Regions from separate parts of the Mus musculus genome. Here region 2 is linked to region 1. The links are chromatin loops, found by intact Hi-C in ENCODE. Cell type or tissue: gastrocnemius. All regions are shown on one strand. Each heading gives the region's core, and the rest is flanking DNA. Links, peaks and the distances in the headings are about the cores only.

Region 1 (2,918 bases), core at 126-2,625:
ACCTACACATGCCAAACAAAAAGGGACAAATCTCTGGAAGATTGATCAAGATCAAAACAGGAAGTAGAAGAAAGAGAGAAAGCTTTGACATTTTACTGAGTGCATTCAGACCAGGTCCTGCACCGGACTCCACAGCACAGGCACCTCCTCGGGCTTGTCCTGACTTGTATTGACTTTGTATATGAATGACCAGGCATGTCCAGGGTTCATGTGGGTGTGAGGCAGAGGCGACTCTCAGGTGCTGTTCCTTAGATGCAGGGCCACCACTCCTTCCTTCCTGCCTTTTTTTTTTTGAAAGAGAAGATTTCTTGAAATTTACCATTCAGCTAGGTAGGCTGTCCAGGAATGCCCGGGCTCCACCTGTGGCCTCTAGTACAGGAATTACAGGCATGCACCACCATGCTCCCTCCCTCCCTCCCTCCCTCCCTCCCTCCCTCCCTCTTCTCTTTGAAATGTGAATTTTGGAGCTTGAACTCAGGTCCTCCTGCACTTGACTGACTGAGATAGCTCCCCAGCCCTAGAACAATTTTAAAGAGTATCTAGATAAAACAGATGCTTATAAAGCAAGTGTTTGAGTCGTTTTTAGAAATATCATAGCATATTGCTACAATAAAGTTTTATTCATTGCCCTCTTTCAAGAGGAATAGACTTTAAATAGTGAGTGCTGGACAGATGGCTCAGGAGTTAAAAATAAATACTGCTTTTCCAGAGGATACAAGTTTGGTTGCCAGTATCACCTCTGGGCAATTTACAATCTCTAATTCCAGTTCCAGGGGAACCAGTACCCTCTTCTGGTTTCTGTGGGTACCAACACTTACATGTGCACACAATTCTACTACAGACACACACACACATAAAAGTTCTCAAGGAGAAAATTGAAAGTGGAGTAGTTCCTTACCATGGAGCAACTACTCCTTTAACGTCCATTTCTTCCCTTACTCTCAGAACAAAGACCTTATATTCTTCAGAGCGAGAAATGAAAATAGTCCGTTATATAATTTGCTGGAGGATGACACTTACTGCTGGACATAATGGTGCACACTGCAGCCCCACTACTGGGGAAGTCGAGGCAAACGAATCATGAACTCAAGGCCTGGGCTATGTAGGGACCACCAGCCCTCCCCCTCACCCCCTCCCCTGCCAACGCCCCAGTTAGAACCAGTTGCTGGTCGGAATAAGAATGCAGGAATGATGGTTACAAGATTGCATAAAATGATCCATTGAATCCGAAATAACAAAGCTATTACTCTTTTCAAATGCGGATGATGAAGCTTAAATTGAGTATCTAAAAATTTGACCTCTCAACAAAATCTCTGATAAGGGTCACTGGAGCAAGGTGCGGCTTTTCCGCGCCGTCCTGGGCGCAGTGTGCCTCTCTGCCCAGAAGGGGGCCTCGCTGTTCCACCACAAGGCCAGTGCCAGCGCAGCCTCAGTTTCTTCAGCGCGTTCAAGTCCTTGATGCAAAGCGGCTGTGTTTGTTGACTCTGCCATTTGAGCGCTGTCTCCGACTTGTTTGTTTTGAATTACATTACAGGCTGGAATGTGATTGTGGCGGTAGTATTTTTAAATTGCCCGGGGGAGCAGCTAATCACAGTTACATGCTTCAGAGGATTTATAATTGCGTGGTTTTGTGCGCGCGTGTGTTTTTAACAGCATTTCAGAAGTTTTATGAGCGAAGAGTACGCAGGATTTTAAATTTACAATAATGGTCTGTGCACCTTCTCTTCGGTTTTAGCTACTTTAAAGACTCTCTTCTCATTAAGTTTTAGTGCCTTGACTAGTGTGTTCCTTTCTGCAGTTGGTCATAATTCATTCCTGGCTCCCGTGCTCTCCTGCAGGCAGACATCATTATATGTACTGACTTCATATCATTTGGGGGGAATTATTTGTGCTCGAAACAACCTGAGATCTTATCTTTGTAGAGTACCATCAGATTATTCTGGCTCATGATAAACCTTTAAGAGTAAATTTAGCTTGAATTTAGGGAGAAAATAATAATAATAATAATAATAATAATAATAATAATAATAATAATAATAATAAAGGTAAAAGCATAGAGCCAGAAACATGTGGCCGTTATTTCATCCGAGAGACAAGAACTGCTCAGGAAGCAGAGAGGTAACCAGAAAATAAGGCAGTGTACGTGTTTTCCCTTTCTGGTTTTAACAGATGGCTAAGTAGCATTTCCTAGTTCCTAAGCAGGGCTGAATGGTTTCCTTTCCATTTACCACCTTTAAAATTCTCTTTCCAGTCACTGACAAAAGAGCTTTTGCACACAGGCATAGTTTCCTGTGGAAAAATCGCTGTGGGTCGATTGCTGTAGTTAGGGATTAGTGCTGCCACCTCAAGATCACAATGGATGTCATAGACACCAAATGTGCAGAATTCAAAAGCCACGTCCACATGTCGGTGAGGAGCTATAGATATGTACATAGCAAAACTGTGTGTGTTCAGTGTCTTCCAGTAGGCTCTGCTGTAGTGTCGAACACGGAGGCCCACCTCAAAAGCTTGCTTGAAGGGACCAAAAAAGAATCGTACTTCGTGCATGAGATAGTTAGGAAGGCATAGAACATAGACAGCCTGTAGAGCCATGTGCCCTGCTAAAGAGAAATTGGGGAGAAACTGTCACATCTAAGCTGCTGGAGTATCCCAGATTACTGGGTCCAATCAGCGATGAAAAGTCATGTCAAGATATCTTTGCACTTCCCGACTTGTACACTTGAAATATGAAGAAAACAGCCAGCGACCCAGATGTAGGCAAGATGGCTTGTTTTTCTAAGGACCCTCCTTCCCTATTTGTAGCCCAGGCTGGCTTCAGACTTACTATACAGCTGAGAGTGGCCTTCAATTTCTGACCCTCCTGCCTGTCTAGTGTGCAGGCATTATAGGTGATTGCTACTTTTGCTGGGTTTGTCGAT
Region 2 (2,918 bases), core at 177-2,676, 630 kb after region 1:
AAACACAATATCAAAATATCACCAAGCATAAAGCAGGCCGGTTGGTAAATACTTGGTGGATTGATTCATAATACTGGGAATGTCTTGAGCACAGACATTTCCTTCCGCGGTTCTGGAACTGTCAGGTCTTGCTTAGCTGCTCCTAAGCTCCACGCCCAGCTTCTCTCTGAAGAAAGCAGCCCACGCTTGCATTCGTGCGGCATTTATGGAAGCTGCGAACAGCCACTCCCGCAAAGGATCGCTGGATTCCTCAGACATTACCCAGTGCAGGCTGTCCTGGGAGATCTTTCACATCAGTTGTGATCTCCTCAGGTACCATCCCCATGGCTGACACTCTAGAGCAGTGTTTCTCAATAGTCCCTCCTGTGTGGTTACCCTCAGCCATAAAACTATTTTTGTTGCTACATTATAACCGTAAATTTGCTATGTTATTGATGATAAGGTAAATATTTGTGTTTTCTGATGGTCCCTTGAAACAGTCATTTGACCCTCAAAGAGATGACGACCCACACAGGCTGAGAACCGCTGCTCTAGCGTCTCTTAAACTGGTCCTCTTATTCAGAACCATACTATTTATTTACATCTCCTCATTATACTGACCTTGGGAGGATTTCAGGATTAAAATATACCAGCAGACTTCTGGTAGGTTTATGTAACCAACTTCTGGCGCTCCTGCCAAATCTATGATACCACATTCCTCCAAGAACCACTCCTTTCTCCACAAACGGAACCCCAAGTAAGCAGCCATCACCCAACCACCACGGCCATGGATTGTATCAGGGGCCCTTGGCCCTCATCGGGTGAGCACTATCTTCCTCTTAGGAATTTATAACTAGGTTTAAGAAAGTTGAGTAGACATTAGTATCTGGGTCAGGCATGGAGTTTGGAGGTACAGAGGACATTTGCTAAGAGAATCAAGACAAGCCAGGATATGGAGTAAAAAAAGAAAAATAAAGTAAAATAGAATCTGCATAGATTTGGGTATCCTTCATGCTGCTGGGTTCTGAAGGTGACTCAATATTCTTTCCAATAATTTCCTATTCGTCGACTGGGCTTATTTGACTGGATTTCCGGTACTTGCTTGCAAAGGGACTTTCAAAAGACATTACTTTTTATGATAGAGTTCTGTTGCTGTAATCAGGACTGCATCCCTCACTGAATTGTCGCCCTCTATAGGATTGACTGCCCAACTTCCAGTGGCTTATGACACCAGTATCATAATCCACACTTAGACTCAGGGTGCTCTACAAACTGTTCATCTAACCCAGGTCATTTTCTCTGTCTCTTCCATATAGCCCCGTTTTTTGAGTCAGTCTATCTGTCTCTCTGTCCTTCTCACTCTCTCACCCTCTTCCTCTGCCGCACCTCTGTATTCAGAGGTCATCCTCTAGTGTTATTTCTGGGCAGCTCATCTTGATTTTGTGGTAGGCCAACACTGGACTGGAACGCACAATAGTTAAATCTGGCTGTCTACTGAGCCTCAGCTTCTTGTCCTACTGAGCCTTGTCATCAGTACTGTGACCACAAGTATATATCATGCTGTTCTTTTCACATTGGTCTGGGGACAGAAGTCCTATCTGCATGTTTTCGAGGTGAGCACTTTCCCAACTGAGCTATCTCCCTTGCTCCTGTCCTCCTTGTCTTAGTCAGGGTTTCTATTCCTGCACAAACATCATAACCAAGAAGCACTTGGGGGAGGAAAGTATTTATTCTGCTTACACTTCCATACTGCTGTTCATCACCAAGGAAGTCAGGACTGGAACTCAAGCAGGTCAGAAAGCAGGAGCTGATGCAGAAGCCATGGAGGGATGCTCTTTACTGGCTTCTTCTCCTGGCTTGCTCAGCTTGCTCTCTTATAAAACCCAAGACTACCAGCCCAGAGATGGTCCTACCCACAAGGGGCCTTTCCCCCTTGATCACTAATTGAGAAAATGCCTTACAGTTGGATCTCATGGAGGCATTTCCTCAACTGAAGCTCCTTTCTCTGTGATAACTCCAGCTGTGTCAGGTTGACACAGAACTAGTCAGTGCACTCCTCTTTAGAGCTCTCTAAACCTTATTTCCCTGTGTCACTGCCTGGGTTGGAATGGTCTTTCCTTTCTTCTTGGCCATACATGAGATCTGGATTAGACACTGGAAGCTTTTCAGTTTCATATATGACCACTCTGGAAAAAGCGGGCACAGTTCTTATTAACAGCAGCGAACAATTTGCCTAATGAAAACTGAGTTTAAACTGCTAAAGAAGTGAGAGAGCTAAACTGTGTTCTTGGCTCACTGGGAAGGAGTGTCTTCCTTTCATAAAAACTTTAACATTTCTCAGCACTGAGGGAGGAGCCAAATAGCACCAGTGTTCTCCCAGATGTAAAGGGCATGGTGGGGTCTGTATATAGAGAGAGCATAAAATAACTTATCAGACCCCTACTTTGTGTGTTCAGTGTCAATGGATTACACCCTGAACTGAAGCAAGAATGGCAGAGGAGAAGCCCACTGGATGAATGGTTTTAATACTGTCTGATGACAATAAAGCCAGAGATGCTGGAGTGAGTGGAGAGATGGATCAACAACGTCAAGAGTATTGACTGCTTTGCCAGAGGACCCAGGGTCAATTCCCAGCATCTACTTGGTGAGTCACAACCATCTGTAACTCCAGTTCCAGGGAATCTAAACGCCTCTTCTGACCTCTGTGTGTACCAGGTATATATGCTGTACACAGACATATATGCAGGAAGAACACCCCACATGGTAATTAGTAATAATACTATTAATAAAGCCATAGATGTTGAATATATTTCTGGTGGGAGGCCAGTGGAAATGGGAAACACTGCTGGTGTGCACGACAGGCACTCTCATTTTAGGTCCATGGAACCACGCCATAAAATAGTTCACACAACATTTGTTACAAAAAGAAGCCCAAAGAA

What was found. Peaks named below come from ENCODE experiments on the same cell type or tissue, not always from the same donor. Only the 100,000 strongest peaks of a DNase experiment are listed, where the experiment ranks them.
Region 2: it touches region 1 in a loop (13-fold over the local background); 28 of 42 quality-filtered maps call a loop at or near these places.

Annotation. Positions count from the first base shown.
Region 1 is chr10:13,563,457-13,566,374 of GRCm38, forward strand. No RefSeq gene overlaps it. Among named protein-coding and RNA genes, the nearest start is that of Pex3, 12 kb to the left of the region's middle. In gastrocnemius, for the core only: a CTCF peak has its summit at 1,387 (motif pointing right); DNase peaks (open chromatin) are centred at 1,110 and 1,404; H3K4me3 peaks cover 548 bases; H3K27ac peaks cover 260 bases.
Region 2 is chr10:14,196,295-14,199,212 of GRCm38, forward strand. No RefSeq gene overlaps it. Among named protein-coding and RNA genes, the nearest start is that of Gm51759, 70 kb to the left of the region's middle. In gastrocnemius, for the core only: a CTCF peak has its summit at 1,176; no DNase peak of the experiment used is centred there; H3K4me3 peaks cover 142 bases; H3K27ac peaks cover 294 bases.